Regions from separate parts of the Mus musculus genome. Here region 2 is linked to region 1. Evidence: chromatin loops called from intact Hi-C (ENCODE). Cell type or tissue: gastrocnemius. All regions are shown on one strand.

The links. A loop is a pair of places that touch in the nucleus more often than their neighbours do. Peaks named below come from ENCODE experiments on the same cell type or tissue, not always from the same donor. Only the 100,000 strongest peaks of a DNase experiment are listed, where the experiment ranks them.
Region 2: it touches region 1 in a loop (4-fold over the local background); 11 of 42 quality-filtered maps call a loop at or near these places.

What each region holds. Positions count from the first base shown.
Region 1 is chr2:84,426,332-84,434,331 of GRCm38, reverse strand. It overlaps Tfpi (tissue factor pathway inhibitor), which reads left to right. Exons shown (of 9, transcript NM_011576.1): 8 at 1-90; 9 at 1,148-1,472. The coding sequence ends at 1,236. Among named protein-coding and RNA genes, the nearest start is that of Calcrl, 5.1 kb to the right of the region's middle. In gastrocnemius, a CTCF peak has its summit at 4,398 (motif pointing right); a DNase peak (open chromatin) is centred at 4,361.
Region 2 is chr2:84,264,110-84,272,109 of GRCm38, reverse strand. No RefSeq gene overlaps it. Among named protein-coding and RNA genes, the nearest start is that of Calcrl, 160 kb to the left of the region's middle. In gastrocnemius, no CTCF peak of the experiment used is centred here; no DNase peak of the experiment used is centred here; H3K27ac peaks cover 640 bases.

The DNA.
Region 1 (8,000 bases):
GGAAATGCCACCGATTTAACTACACTGGATGTGGGGGAAATAATAATAATTTTACTACCAGAAGGAGATGTCTGAGATCATGTAAAACAGGTACGAAAGACATGCTTCCCATTAAATCACTGATATTTGGAATGATAATTATGCTAAAATCATGAAATACTTATGAAATAAATATTTCCTTACTTATAGGAAGTAATATAATGACTTAATGACTATTCTCCCACCAACTAAACTTAGATAATGCTGGTAGGTATGCTAGCTATAACTGTTCTGCATTTTTTTTTTTTTTACAAATTATCCATTTACAACAGGTTCAAAATTTTTAATTTTTTTAAAAGATTTTTTACTTTTTTATTTATGTGTATGTGTGTGCATCTGTATATGGGTGCTCTGTGTGTGCAGGTGTTTGCTGAGTCCAAGTCGGGTATCAGGTCCCTGGACCTGGAGTGACAGGGCTCTATGAGGCTCCTAAGGTAAACGCTGGGAAGTGAAGTCAGCCCTGTGCCAGGGCAGTGCACACTCGTAATAGCTGAGCCAGCTCTCTGCCTCAAGCTTCTTTCTTAAACATTTAAGACCTAAGAATTTATTTTTAAGAAATTTGAGTTAGAGTTTCTCTTTGTAGCTCTGGCTGTCCTGGAACTCACTCTGAAGACCAGACCGGCCTCAAACTTAGAGATCTGCTTGTCTCTGCCTCCCGAGTGCTGGGATCAAAGCAGGAGCCTCCATGTGTGGTTGAAAGTTCTCTTTTAATACACAAAACCTTAATGTCCTTCTGCTCCCCCCAAGTATAATAATGATATAATACAATAAAAAGAACATAGAAATTAAATAAAATATTACTTGAATAACCAAATGTTTATTCCACATCTATCCTTTTATGAAGGCGATCATGCATTTTTACCTGAATTGTACTATACTTACCCAGGCTTGGTGACTATAATACATGCAAAATGACTTTCTTAGGGTGGGACTGAGAAGAAAGGAGGGAGGAGGGACTGAGATTTAAATGTCAAGTGAATACATTAAATAAATATATGTACATATACAAAATAGGTTATTTTACAAAAATATGGAGACAAATTAATTTAGGGAATTTTAGACAAATTTTTATGTATTCTCTTCTTACTATTATTTTTTTTTATCGTAGGTCTCATCAAAAACAAGTCAAAAGGAGTAGTTAAGATTCAGAGAAGAAAGGCGCCCTTCGTGAAAGTTGTATATGAAAGCATTAATTAGTGCTAAGATATAAGCACATTAAATTTTTACATTAGTTTCACTAAATATTCCTATACGGTGCTTCTACTGTGATTTTTATTCTTCTACAAACCAGTGTCTTGTTTCCATTGGTGACCATCTATTAGAAGATATATTTTCGCCAGTTATGATCACAAACATTACATACCCTTGACAGTCTAAACCTTTTCGAATGATTTTAATTTTTAACAATGTGAGAAATAAAATCTTTCATCCTGAGCAATCATGTTGACTGTCCCCCTTACTGTCCCCTGCGCCACTCTGCACTTGCTTCCTTATGTAGAACTTGTTGATAATCTCGTTCAGTTAGGAAAGTGCAATCGTACAGTGTGATTTTATTTTTACTTGTCAAAGAGGATAGGACACAACGCCTTAAGAAACCATGAAAAGGCAGAAGAGATGAATGCGTAGTTGAGAGTAGCTACTTCTTATCCATAGGACATGAATTCCTAGGACAGCACTTTCCTTGGGTAGGTAACAGCCATCTGTGATTCCAGTTCCAGTGCTCTGCTGTCTTCTTCTGGGCTCCACAGGCACCTGCCCTCACTTCACACACACACACACACACACACACACACACACACACACATACACACACACACACACACACACACTCACTCACTCATGCATGCACAGATACACATGCACACATAAACTAAAAAAAAAAAACCTGAAGCTTTCTACATTTCCGTCAACAATTACGTCAATTATTGTATAAAACTAAACATATTAAATACCAATTATAAAATTATACACTGTATAAATGCTTCCAGCTCAAACTGTTTAGGTAGCACTGGGTCCATTTGCACAACAGAAGAAAGAAGAAAATGTTGCTAATTCTGGCACTTATTTAGAGGGCGCTGATTTTTCTACCAGTGGTTCTTATTTTATGTTACTTTTATGAAGTTGGTGTTTGTTTTTATTTTCATACTCTTTGGGGATTCCATTCTTTCTAGACTCCTTGATTTGAACTCAGAGGAACACCTGTGTTTCCTGCATCCTCTCTGCTGCATAAAATCCCTTATCTTCCCACTACTCCTACTCAGGAGTAGTCCTTGAATGATTCATACACAGTCACTTTCCTAGACAGTGTTACTCAGAACACTGAAAAAGAGCGACTGGGATAGATTGGTTTCTAGTAGTTTATTTTATAAAAGGATACCAGGGCAGAAAGTGGAAGATGGATAAAAAAGGTGAATGAGGAGAGAGAGAGAGAGAGAGAGAGGGGGTGGGGGGGGGAGAGAGAGAAAGAGAAAGAGAATGTAGCAGATGTTTACCAAATAATAGTTTTGTTACTTAAATAATATTTGTTACTTACTTAATATAGTGAAAAAATATTTAAAAAGTAAGTTTAAACATTAGTTTCAATGAATGAATATATTTTTATGAAATTTAACATTTTCATGAATAATCCCCCAGCAAAATATAAATCAGCATATGATGATACAAATGTGCCAAAATCATGAGTAAGAAAGCTTAGTGATCAAAATTTACAATCATTCTATTAAAGTGAACGATAGGGACTAAATGCTCCCCATTGGTTCTTAACAAACACCAACAGCCTTAGTTTTATAGGGAATATAAAAAGGCAAGACACAGAAATTAGTTCCAAATAGTATGCTGTGTCAAAATTCCTTCCATATGTTTATCATAAATAAAAAAATCCAAGAAAGCTCCATGGTCAAGGGGGAACGTTTATTAAACTCAGAGGCTCTGGCCTCCTGTGTGTGTGGTTGAGACGCTCTATTTTCTCACGGTTTGGAGCCATTTGGATTCATAGACAAAGAGGAGAACAATAATGCTCTTTGGAAGACGATCAGTCATTGACCATGGGGGAGGGTGGTGGTAAGACACCCCAGGAAGATGATGAGTAGGTAGTGAAATAGTTTTCAACATTCCCTCAGACTTTGTAATACACCGTGGATGACAGCACACTCACCGGGGGAAAGCTTTATCGTTTCCCTGAGTGTGACTTGGGAAAGGCTTTGCCCTTCCCGTGGATCTCATGCATCGAGGTCTTTAACCCGGTGGTATCCATATCAACAATACACATCAATGCAGGAATTCACCTCACCCCGTATATATTGGACACTTCCCCCACTACTGGCCAAAGTTCAGGGGATGTCAAGGGAGAGGAGAGGAAACATGGACTAAGTTAGAGGACTGGAGAAGCTGTATGAAATCCTGTCCCCTGGACATGACATGGCTGTCACAATGAGCGCACAGAAGCTATGGTTACAAGACCTGCACCAGATCAAGCCAGTCATCATTCCACCATGGTAGAAGAGAAAGACCACACCCCCCACACCTGGATGAGACACTATTGACTGTAGATGCTTGCCGGGAGAGAGCGACTTTTCTTTAGGAGTAAGGACACTGATAGATTCCCATATCCCAAAGATGTCCCTTTTAGACATGTGCATATGAGCAGCACTAATTAGACTCAATAAGTTATTAAAAGAGAGAGAAAGGAGAGGGGAGACTTGAAGTGGGAAGAATGGAGTTAGGGGGAGATATGATCAGTTTATATCAGATATATGTGTAAATATTTCAAAGGTTCCAAAGAATAAGAATGTTTTAAGCAAAATCTCAAGAGGAGAGAATGATTCTTTTGGCAAATTTTGTATTCTAGTTGCAGTCTGACTGTTTAACCTGGTAGACGATCAATTGATTTGTGCTCAGTGGGTGACTATTCAGAAACTTCTTTCTGGTGATTAAACTTTTGAAGAGCTGGATCCTGGAGATAATGAATATGCACGAAATACAGTCTTTGGGAAAGGTTAACTCAGGTTTAAGTTTTGGTCACATTGTTTTGAATGAATACTTTGCAAACTTAAAAGAAGTTGGCTTGTTAGAAGGTGAGGGACATTTACCAGTGTGTTAGGAATTGTTGAAAATCTGATTTGTAGTCCTCATCAGCTGTTTAGAAGTCCTACATTGGGCATTTGGTGTGTGTATGTGTGCACGTGTGCGTATTTGAGCACACACACACACATACACAGCGAGAAAGAGAGAGCGAGCAAGCGAGCGAGCGAGCGAGAGCACATCATATCTTTTCTAGTTGAGAGTGAAAAAGGAATAGGACTTTGACTCCCGCCAACAAGTCAGGTTTTATGATTTGAGAACAGTTAACACTAGGTGGCAGGAGAAGACTGCAGATATCTAATGCCTCAACTACCACAAAACTCCGTATCTTCCCACAGGTCTTCAGAGTCTCATTCAAAAGTGCATCATGTTACTCTTTAATTTATGCATTATGTGTATTACCAATCATTTTATAGTTATAAATACTTATATTCTAGAGAACGGGGTGGTAGTAAATAAAATGAATGAAAGTGTGAAGAAAATAGGATAAATCATAAATTTCTAAAGACACATAATTTCCCAAATTATACTGACAGTAGGGTGAATAGCAGTGTCTCCTAGTATTGAAAAACATTAAAATTATCTGTCGCCTCTGAATTGAGTGATTAATTTGTTTTTTAGATATATTAGTCATTTACAAAATGACCCATGGGTCAAGATGTCAAATGCAAATTTAAATTAAAAAAACTTTCATTTTCACAATCAAGATTAGTATTCGAAAACATGAAGCATTTCATATCATGCCCAGTATAAATTGCTGCCATGAGAGGAGAAAGCATCATTTTCAATGTGACCTAACTCTGTTCCAGAAATAGAATTATTTTAAATCTTTCTTGGAAAGGGTATTTCTGTGTCTCAAATGAACCGTTCACACGTTAATTCTTGGTCTTGATTTACTACTGGTCCATATATACTTTTCATTCAAACAGGAACACTCCTGAGCATGGAAGGAGAGCTCCCTTAGAACTGAGAAACTAGGCCCCCCTCCCCCCAGCCTGCTTATGGCCAGAGCCCACTCCACCTTTCTTAAACCAGGCATTTCTACATTTGTTACATTGAAGTCCCACCTTCCTGTTTGCCAGTCCCTACTCTTTCTTCTCTCAGCAGTCTGTCTTCAGATTCTCAGGAACACCACTAGTCGGACAAGTTCCCACAGGAGTTCAAACCCACCAAGACATAACAAGAATCAGGCTTTGTGGAGAGATAAAATTTTGGCCGACTCTGATGTAATTTGACTCTCTTGGGGAAAGACATTATGAAATACTATAAGAAATACTACAGGCTCATGAAAGCACTTAATTCCATGTGTGGATGACAGGCATAGGTTGCTCACTTCAAACTCACACTTTGCACTTGTAAAAATCTGACGCACAGCAAAACTCACTAAAACATTATTATTTACCTTTGATAAATGATTTGTATAAATATAGCAGAATTAGTTTTTTAGCTGCAGTAGTGGCATATTCACTCTCAGGAGTAAAAATTGTTTTACCAAATGCAATTAATTATCCTTTGCTTTGGAAAAACTCCTAACAACAGTTCCTAGGTAAAATAGTACAATATGAAGTCAACTTACTTCCTTAATAAATTTTCTTTTTGATGTAAGTGCATAAGAATTATGTGCTTCTCAAATAGCGAATTCTTATAGGGGCTAGAGTACATTAGATTTTAATTACATTAATTATTTAAAAATAAATAATGGATTTTTCATGATTAAAAACACAAAAGAATTGCTATTTCTGAATATTGTAACAACATTTTCACAAAATAATTTTTAAAATAGTTTCTTTGATGACTCTAGCACATTTACTAGGAATGAGCTATCTACACCATGCTCCATGTGATAGTGTTTTGTTTTGGTTGTTTTTAAAGATCTGTGTTTCTAGGCATAGCTATAGAAACTCAAGTGGTCAGTTTAGTCAGCAGAAACCTAAATTTGTCACACATGACTTTGGTTGAGGTTGTCTAACATGTGGACATAAGACTTTTAATTAGCATCCTCCTGATTAATTGCCTTGTGAGGCATGGCCCACCTCATCAGGGGAACCCATCACTTCATTTAGAGACTTCGTTACCTTTGAGCTACATAAAGGACCACAATGGAGGCTGCAGGTCCTGCAGTAACATTTTAACGTGGACAAATGCCACTGTTCCTCAAAATGAGTTTCATCTGTGCATCATTACTCACTATACAGAAACACAGATACTGCATGGATGCACTCTGAGTGGGAACCTTTGAAAGGGGCCTTCTGCATGGGAGCACTCTGAGTGGGAGTACTCTGCATGGGAGCACTCTGAGTGGGAGTACTCTGCGTGGGAGCATTTTGCATGGTTTATGCCCTGTATGGTTATACTGGTAGCATTCTTCTATGCTTTGTCCACTCTCTTTTAAATGGTCAAAACAGAAGACACTTCTTATTTGGTCTTAATTTCCTGAAAAAGAACTATTTTTAGTGTTCATCTGAAAGTACAAACTTGATCACCACTAATCAGATAATTTTAAGTAGCTTCAGTGTGTTCTGGGGAAAGATGACAATGTAAAACACACGTAGAATACATAAGACTGAATGAATGTACTAACAATACCCCATTGGCTCGGAATCACCTGATTTTTGGAAACAGTTTCATTTAGCTTTACCATAGCTATCCAAACATTTGTGTCATACTAAAGCACACACTTGAGAAGTTTCTTCAATCTTTTCACTTGTTTCTACATGTCTCAGCACAGTCCAGCTTCCCCAAAGTCCTTATAGCATGTATTCATATTTTTTTCATGTTCATAACGTGGTAACTTTTAATGACCTTATTATTGGGAAGTATGTTTACTTTTCTTTCTATGAAAGACACATGTATGATACTAACAAGAATTATCCAGACTCTTCATGCACCACAGCCATAAACCTACATACACAACCAATAATTTATACTAAACACTACAGGTTGTATTAAATTTCCCATTTACAACAGCACCATGTATATCTATTATACAGGAGAATGATTGCCGGCTTGTGATCTTTCAGGCATCATCTAAAAGAACGAACCCCTTTACTTACTAAGACTCTGCTGTGTTTGAACAAATCCAATGAGTGAATCAAAAACATGTTAATGCTTTAATACTTACTGGAAATGTATGTAGCTTTGTATACACCAGTCTGTGTCTCAGAGGTCAGATATTCTTAGAAATGGATACAGGAGCATATATGATGATCATTTAGAAGTTAAAATCTAGTATTTGTTTTGCCTGAACTTTAAGCTGTAAACATCATACTTAAAAGTTCTGTCAGTATTGTCCCAGTGAGTATAAACATCTGCAAGGGGACATGATTACTCTCTACTGCTTTCCTCCTGAGCCCCTGTGCAACATGCGACTCCACATCAGAACTCTGTGGTTTCACCCAAGAATGTGTTTTACTGTTTTTCTGATTAATGAGTTATTATTTTAGGAGGCAGTAGTGATTTATAATGCTGACTTTTCACCCCATGAGCTGAAGGAAACAGCACAGGAAAATATAATTCAACAGTTCCCTATAGAAAGCAAAACTAAAGTGTCCACAAAGTAACTTCCCAGTTTATCGCCGTCTCTTAAAACTACATTGTGTAGTTCAGCTTCTTACACAGACTTTCCATTTTCAGTGATGGAGATGGTCAATTATGTCCCATATTTCTAAACGGATGCATCCTATTCTATATCCATATACAGAATTAAAGATTCTGCAATAAATCTCCTCCATGGATCAAGATAGGAAACATTTAAAAATGGCGGTGTCTTTCAGGAACACGATATCCAGAGATTCTGCACCCTGTGTCTTTAGTGCGGTTCCTCATCTGCTAGGACTTTGAGCTCCTCATCTGCTACTTGGTTGTAGTAGCTTCGCTATTCG
Region 2 (8,000 bases), 160 kb after region 1:
CATCAAGTGCTCTCAGTTGTGCATCTCTGTTCTAGTTCTCATTTACTGCAAAATGAGCTTCTTTGATGAAGGTTGAGTGATACACTGATCTCTGGGTCTAGCAATATGTCAGCAACACTTATTTTATAGCTATGTTCTGTTAGCAGAATCATAGCAGTACTTTTCTCTAGGGCCAATTACCTATCTCATAGTCTCAGGCTCCTGGCCACTTTAGCAGTGGGTTTGAGCTATATCTCATAGAGTGGACCTTAAACCCAATCTACAAATAGTGAGTTACTTCCTTAACATTTGTGCCACTCTTGGATCCGTGTGTCCCAGTTGTAGGTCCCAGGGTTTATAAATGGTTGATTTTGATGGTTACTTTCTTCCTCCAGTCGCACACAAAGTACTTTCTAGCATTATAAATGCTAGTCAGTAGGAGTGAAACATCCATTTGAGCACCAGCTTAATTTCTCCATATTCAATAGTTTGAGTAAGTGGTGTCTCCAACAACAGGTCTTACCATACTAGAAAATAACGAGCAATCTTGGCACTCAGAACCTGTGATGGTTGGCATGTGTGTGTCTGGAAAGAGCACTGTGGGATGGATCCCTTTGGCCAGTATTTCAACAATATGTAACTCATTTCTGCTATTGAAGGTTTTACTAAGTGGACTTAAATATCTAGTTGGAACATAGTCTTTCCCATTATATGGTAACTCCATTTAAATTCCTTTTACATGTGCAAATAATTTAGGAAGCCTCTACAACGATTGAAAAGCTGTTTCCACAGGGCTAATCAAAAGGCCCTTATTCACACCATTCCTATAGAATTATTCCTGTAGGTATAATAAAACCATTAACACATTAAAAAAAAGAAATTGAAGAAGACCTCAAATGACAAGTGATATCTCATGCTCATGGATCAACAGGATTAATATGAAAATAGCCATTCTGCAAAAAGCAATGTACAGATTCAATGTGATCTACTTCAAAATGCCCACACAATTCTTCACAGAAACTGAAAAAAATTTATACTTCAATTCATATAAAAACATACATGCAAAATAATTAAATAGATAAATAGATAAATAAATAAAACTACCCAGGAAATCGTTTAAAAAAAACCCAAGAAGCAACAAACCAACCAAATTAAAAAAAAAACCTAAAGCTACTAGAAAGATCACTACCTTAGGTTTTATGTTATATTACAGAGCTATAGTATTTAAAACAGTACAACACGGATATAAAAACAGACACATTGATCCATGTAATACAACTTAGGACCCAGACATGATTCTATAACATCTGTAGTTACCTGATATTTTACATAGCCCCCCCCCCCCCCAAATACACACTAGAGAGAAGACAGCATCTTCATCAAATGGTGCTGGTCAAACTAGGTGATTTCACGTAGAAAAATTAAAATATATCCATAACATCACCCTGTACAACTCCCAACTTCAAATAGATCAAGAGCCACATACCTAGAGTCTGATAAAAGAGAGAACAGGAAATAGGCTTGAACTCACAAGCACAGAAAGGATCTTCCATGACGATCCTCATCCTTTCCATCAGAAAACGTGACGTGATTCTTGTTATTTAGAATTCTGCAGTCACTGAGCTCATTTAGGATAAGCAAAGGTTAACCACTGATGACCAGAGAAATGAGACTTCAATGAAGCTGCACTTAAGAAGGGCAGTACTTCTTGGCAGCAAGTGCTGCTGAGGAGATGGAGAAATGGGTACTCCAACACTGTTAGTGAGAAAGCCCATGAGTGCATTTACAGAAAATTGTATGAAGCTTCCTTAAAAAACTAAATAATCGTACTATCAGATGATCCAGTGGCCTACCAAGAGGGCATGTATTTGAAGGAGATGAAACCATTAAATGGAGGAGACAGCTTCACCCATGTTTAATAACACTATAATAGAAATGAAATGAGAAAAATTAAGTGTCCATTAAATAATACAGATAAAGAAAGTATACTGCATTTTTTCATAGACTACTATGTAGCCATAATAGCAACCTCAACATCCTGTTATGAGCGGCAAAATGGATGGAACTGGAAATCATTGTGCAAAATGAGCTAATCAGGAACAGAGAGACAGGACTGTCAATGTGTGTGATATTAGGCATTGATCTTCGAAAACTTTAAAGCAGCATGGGAGTTATTAGAGGCAAGACATATGAGAAAGAAAGTCAGAAACAGGTTTACCAATGTTACTAAGTTATAGTAGGAGGGAAACAAAATCTGGTGAGAGTAAGACCAATATGGATAAAAAGGAATGGATTGTATAGCTCAAAAAGCTAAAGAAAAGAGTCTTAAAAAGTTTTTGCCAGAAAGAAAATGAAAAATTTAAGGAAAGAAAAATTTAGCCTAATATAAACGGTATAAGTGCATATATGTATAAACATCATGGCATTCCATTAATGTACACTTTTTTAAAAACTATCACTTAAAATAAATTTAATTTATGAAAAAAGCATCAACAAGACTTTTCCACTTTGTTTGAGTTAATATTGTATACTTACACTTATAACTCCCAGAGCAAAAAATTTAATTGACTTCATTGTAGTTTTTAAAATTTATTTTATGTAAATATATGACTGTTCTGTGGGTACATGTGCATGTGGGTAAATTATTGTGCACTTGTCATGGAGCCAGCAGAGAATTCATTGCTCTAGGGAGTAGTTTATAAAACACCATCTCATTGCTTCCCCTGACTACAGACATTTATCTTGTGAATCCTCATTAATTTTCTTTTATTCTACTTCTGATTTGGGATCAAATCAGAGCTGAGAAATTCCCAATTCCAATAGCTCTTACATTTCTAGATCCATTATACAAATGTAGGCTTAGCAGTTTTGCTCTGTAGTCTTTGTCTTATGCTACTGAAGGATTTGCCCTAGAGAATCATTTCAAGCTTTCAGTGAGAGCATTATATTCAGCCACTTGTAATAAACTTTAAAAAAAAGTCTGTATTATTTACATTGAATTCATCCAACAAGTATAACATGGGACTACCACATATGAGTGTCAGACTTCAAGATGTATTTAATACTAGTGTTCTTGGTTAATATTAGCACATTTACTTTAAAATCTGTTCAAAATTCAAAGCAAATAAATGGAATCCAATAGTCAATATGTTTATAACAAATAAAAGCATAAATTTAAAGCATCAAGTAAAACAAAAAAATGGTAAAACTGTAGTAATTGGCATACAAAGTAAGAGAAATGGAACTATTGGGCCCAGAAAACACAGGTAACCTGGATTTCAGTTCTGGGTAAGCTGGTCTATGCTGTCCCAGAGCAGAGTTGGACTACCGTTCTGCCAAAGTTACCTTAGTACTATTCTCTGACCAACACTGGCTCAGCTGCCATTCACATGGTGAACAATGAAGCTTCTACGTGCTGTAGAAGATAATTTACACAGAGACTCACAGTTGGGCAATGTAGAGAGAGTGAGAGGCTCTGGAACTCGGCTCTAAATGGGATGTCTTTAGACATCCAAAGCCCCTTAAAGTTTAGGGATCTACATGGAAGAAAGAAGATTTTAAGAGCCAGCGGTGGTGGATGGCTACAAGGAAACAACATCATCTCGATACATAGGAGTGATGCACAAATGAGGTCACAGAGACAATCCTGACAACATACACATGACATCACAGGTCCAAACCAGACCAAATCCCAACACTGAGAAGTAGAATCCCACCTCTAACAAAGAAGCTGCAATTGAATGCAGTCACAATTGATACGTTCTACAAAAGTGAAAAATCAATTTAGTTGGCCAGTGTAAACTAGACCGCATTTCTTGTGTGCTTTTTGTGTTGTCTTTCCTTGTTGGCCTCTGTCTGTATGTGTGAGTCTCATATTTTGATTTTTATATATTTTTTAAAAACAGAGAGAGAGAGAGAGAGAGAGAGAGAGAGAGAGAACGTGAAATTATCTGAGTTTGGAGATGAGAGGATCTGGGAAGAGTTGAGAGAAGGTAAGTATGATCAAAATATATTATGTGAAACATTTAAATAATAAAAATACATTTATAAAAAAATCAAACAAGTGAGCAAGCAAAATCTCTGTATTTGGTAATCATTTGAAATCTCTAGGGCCTGTGATGCAGAAATAGATGGAGCTAGGCAGAGTCCCTTGGCTCCCTAGGCAACCTGTCTGGTGTGATTAGCAAGCTGCAGGCCAGTGACAGATCCTGCCTCAAAGGACAAGAAGTATTGTGCCTGAGGATAAATGACCCCTGAGATTTGTGCTCATACACAAACATATGCATGCACCCCTCAAAAACCCAAGTTAATGGGTAATCAAATTGTGGTACATGCAGGCAAAGGAATATTTCTCAGCAATAGCAAAAGCCACTAAAATATGGATGAACCCTGTCATTTGCTGAGTGAAAGAAGCCAGTATGAAAAGGATACAAACTGTATGAAGTTAATGATGTGAACCTCAGGAAAAGGCAAAACTACAGAACAGAAAGATCTACCTACAGCAATTAGGTGGGAGGGGAGGAGGATAATATGGAATATTTGGAACATGTAGGACAATGAAACTAGTTTTTAAGTTACTATAATGGTGACTATGGAACTTCCCACAGTTTTCAAAAATACATAAAGTTATACAATAGTGGATCCTAATAAAATTAATTAATTTCAGTTAATGTGATGTTCTGGTTTATTAATGTTAAGAAATATGACTTTCTGTTAAAGATCAGAGTCCTTGTAAACAGGGGAGCAAGGCAGTTCGTGGGAACTCTGACTCACTTAACTTCCTGTAAGTCAAAACTAATTATAGCTCGTTAACTAAAATATTAATTAATGTGGTAATAACAGTTGGAACTAGGTTCACTGAAACCTTCTCGATAAGCACTGTACTGGCTGGTTTTGTGTGTCAGCTTGACACAAGCTAGAGTCATCAGAGAGGAAGGATCGTCAGTTGAAGAAATGCCTCCATGAGATCCAGCTGTAAGGCATTTTCTCAATTAGTGGTCAATGTGGGAGGGACTAGCCCATTGTGGATGCTGCCGTCCCTGGGCTGGTGTTCCTTAGTTCCATAAGAAGGCTAGCTGAGCAAGCCGGGAGAAGCAAGCAAGTAAGCAGCACCCTCTATGGCCCCTGTATCAGCTCTGGCTTCCTGTTCCAGCTCTGCTTGAGTTCCTGTTCTGACTTCCTCCATTGATGGATTGTGATCTGGAAGTGTAAGCCAAATAAACCCTTTCCTCCCCAACTTCTTTTTTGGTCATGGTGTTTTGTTGCAACAATAGAAATTATATTAAAAGACTTATCAACATGAATTATTGTATAAAAATTGTTTTTTAAACAGCAGAGCAAAAGGTAATTTGTGACTCACTTAACAAAATATAATCTACTGTATCAAAATGAACTTTATTAGAAAATAACACTAATGTGTACAAGACAAATTATCCTAAAGGCCCGTGAATGACTATTTTTTACTTATTTTACAGTATTATTCAAAGTTATGATTCGAGACTGAGAATTAGCTCTGCCATGTTCTTGGTACATGGGATAGTTTGCCAGCACACAGCAGTAATTGAATATCTAAGGTTTGTCACCGTTGTTTTGTCTCCAATCCACACCATTGAGAAATTCCAGTAATTTTCTTTTTTTTTTTTATAGTTCTGGGGTGATGGGGAGTGACAGGGACAGGTGAGAGGAAACAGTTCTCAAGCAATTACAAATGTTTGCCTCTTCAATTTAATGGATAAGCTGTCCAGTGCTAAGATTTATTGTATGGCTTCTCCCCAGAGCACGGGGAGGGTGGGAGGGAGGGTCATTCATTGCCATTCCATCACGTGTTGAAGTGCAGCTGTGTTTCAGCAAATCCTGATGATTACACAGGGAGAAAACTCCCAGCAGTTGTTCAGACGTACATGGTTTTCACACATATCAGGTCTTCAGTGTTTACTAAAGTTGAAAATGTCAAAGTCAGACCACTTTCTACCTTAAACAATAGTAAAACTTTAATAGTGGGGGAAATTAAAAATGATTCTATTTTTCTAATCTTCAGACATTTTATCTTACTTTTACAAGTTCACTGATTAGATCTTTTAATTTTTGTTTCATATCTGAAAGGAAAAAATTAGTCAAAATGTTCACTAATTATTTCTTTCCTCAGAGGTAATAAACAATAAAGCAGTAATGATTAAATCCAGAATATATTGGTTTTCTATTTCTTTGAAGAGAAGAACTGAATTAAGGTAAATCAAAAAGCCTACCATGGACCCACTTTTAAGTGAAATGCATTAATTAGTTCCAACAGGAAAGCATGAATTACACACTTTGAAAAGTAATATAAAGTATATGCAATTGCATTTTGGAATTATAACTCATTTTTAATGTCAGTTTTTTATCAAAGTATTTAGTGGGAACAATGGCTATTTCAAGCCTAGGTGGCAGATGTGTATACTACCACAGGTCTTTGGGGATCCTGGTGTATGAATCAGGAGGGGTTAGGTCATCTTGGGAACAGAGCTGGGTGTGTGTGCTTCCTGTGAGAGTGTGTGGTCTTGGGCTTACTTGTTCTAGTGAGTTCATTAATATAAGAGTTTCACAGCAACACCATCAGAATAAAGGTCCCGCAGAGAGTTCCACATTCTAGTCTTTGTAAAATCGCATCAAGGGAAAATTAACGTTGTAGGTGACATTAGTTTGCTAATTTAGTATCCTTGATACAAAGAGATTCTCATTCCATCATAGTTTGTAAAAGTATGTTTCCTTTAATACCAAAAAAAGAAGCAGAGTCAACCTAAAAATGACACAATGTGAGAAAAACTCAAATGGCCACTGGTCTCAGTTCAAATAATGTGAGCAGCTTCTAGCACTTGGGAAGGCATGGTAAAATTTCCCCTAGGGAACATCAGGAGGTATTCAGCAATACTGATTTCTCAATTTCAGCCAATGAGACTCAGTTCAAACTTCTGACCCCTTGAGCTGTAAAGTACTAAATTTATGTGGTTCTAACCCACTAATGTGGCAATCTGTTACAGAAGCAACAGGAAACTGATTGCATTTTCTCTATCCCTATAATAAACACCTATTTTAGAAAACCTTTATTCTGGGTACAAGGCACCTAGAATGACAATCTTTGTGGCCTGAAGAGATCTCTCAGTGGGTACAGGGATTAGTACTCAAGAATGAGAATTTGAGTTAGGAATTCTGGCATCCATTTAAAAGCTAGGCATGGCTACATTTTCCTCCTACCCCATGCTGGGTTGGGATAGAGACAAAATGATTCCAAGGATTTACTGGACAACCATTCTAGTACAAACAATGGGCTCCATGTTTAGTGAAAAAAATTCTTGCTCAAAACTTAAAGTAGAGAACAATACAGGAAGAATCCTGATATCGACCCCTGACCTGCACACTCATGCACATACTTACCCCTGACCCCCCACCCCCAGTCTACTTGACTGTTCTACACTGCTTTTGGCTTAAACTTAATGATGCATGTTTTACAATATGATCACCAGCCTAAGATGTGTTACAGGTCACAGACATGAATCAGCTGTATTGGTTTCTTTCTAAGTGTACCATGATAAATTACCACGACTTGGCAGCTTAAAATAGCAGAAGTTTTGTCTTTTATAGTTCTGAAGATCAGGAATCCAAAATGAATGTGTTGGTAGGATTGCATTCCCTTTGCAAGCTCTTAAAGGAAATCCTTCCTCACTAGGGAGTTCTGAATGGTCTTGGCTTGAGGCTGCAAATTCCAGTGTCTGTTTTCACATGGACTTCTGTGCATGCTGTTCCCTTCTCATGTCATACAAGTCGCTTGTCATTGGGTTTGATGCCCATGATAACGCATGGAATCCCAGTTTGGGATTCTTCTGAATAAAATCCAAGTAGGCTTTTCCTTCGCAGGACCACCATTCAATTTACTGCACTGCTTTATGGGCTTCAAATCTACACTGTTTAATTTTATAGAAACTAAGAAAGTCCATTGTCATTAATATAGCCTTCAACTTTCATAAACTCTTGGCTTGCACAAACGA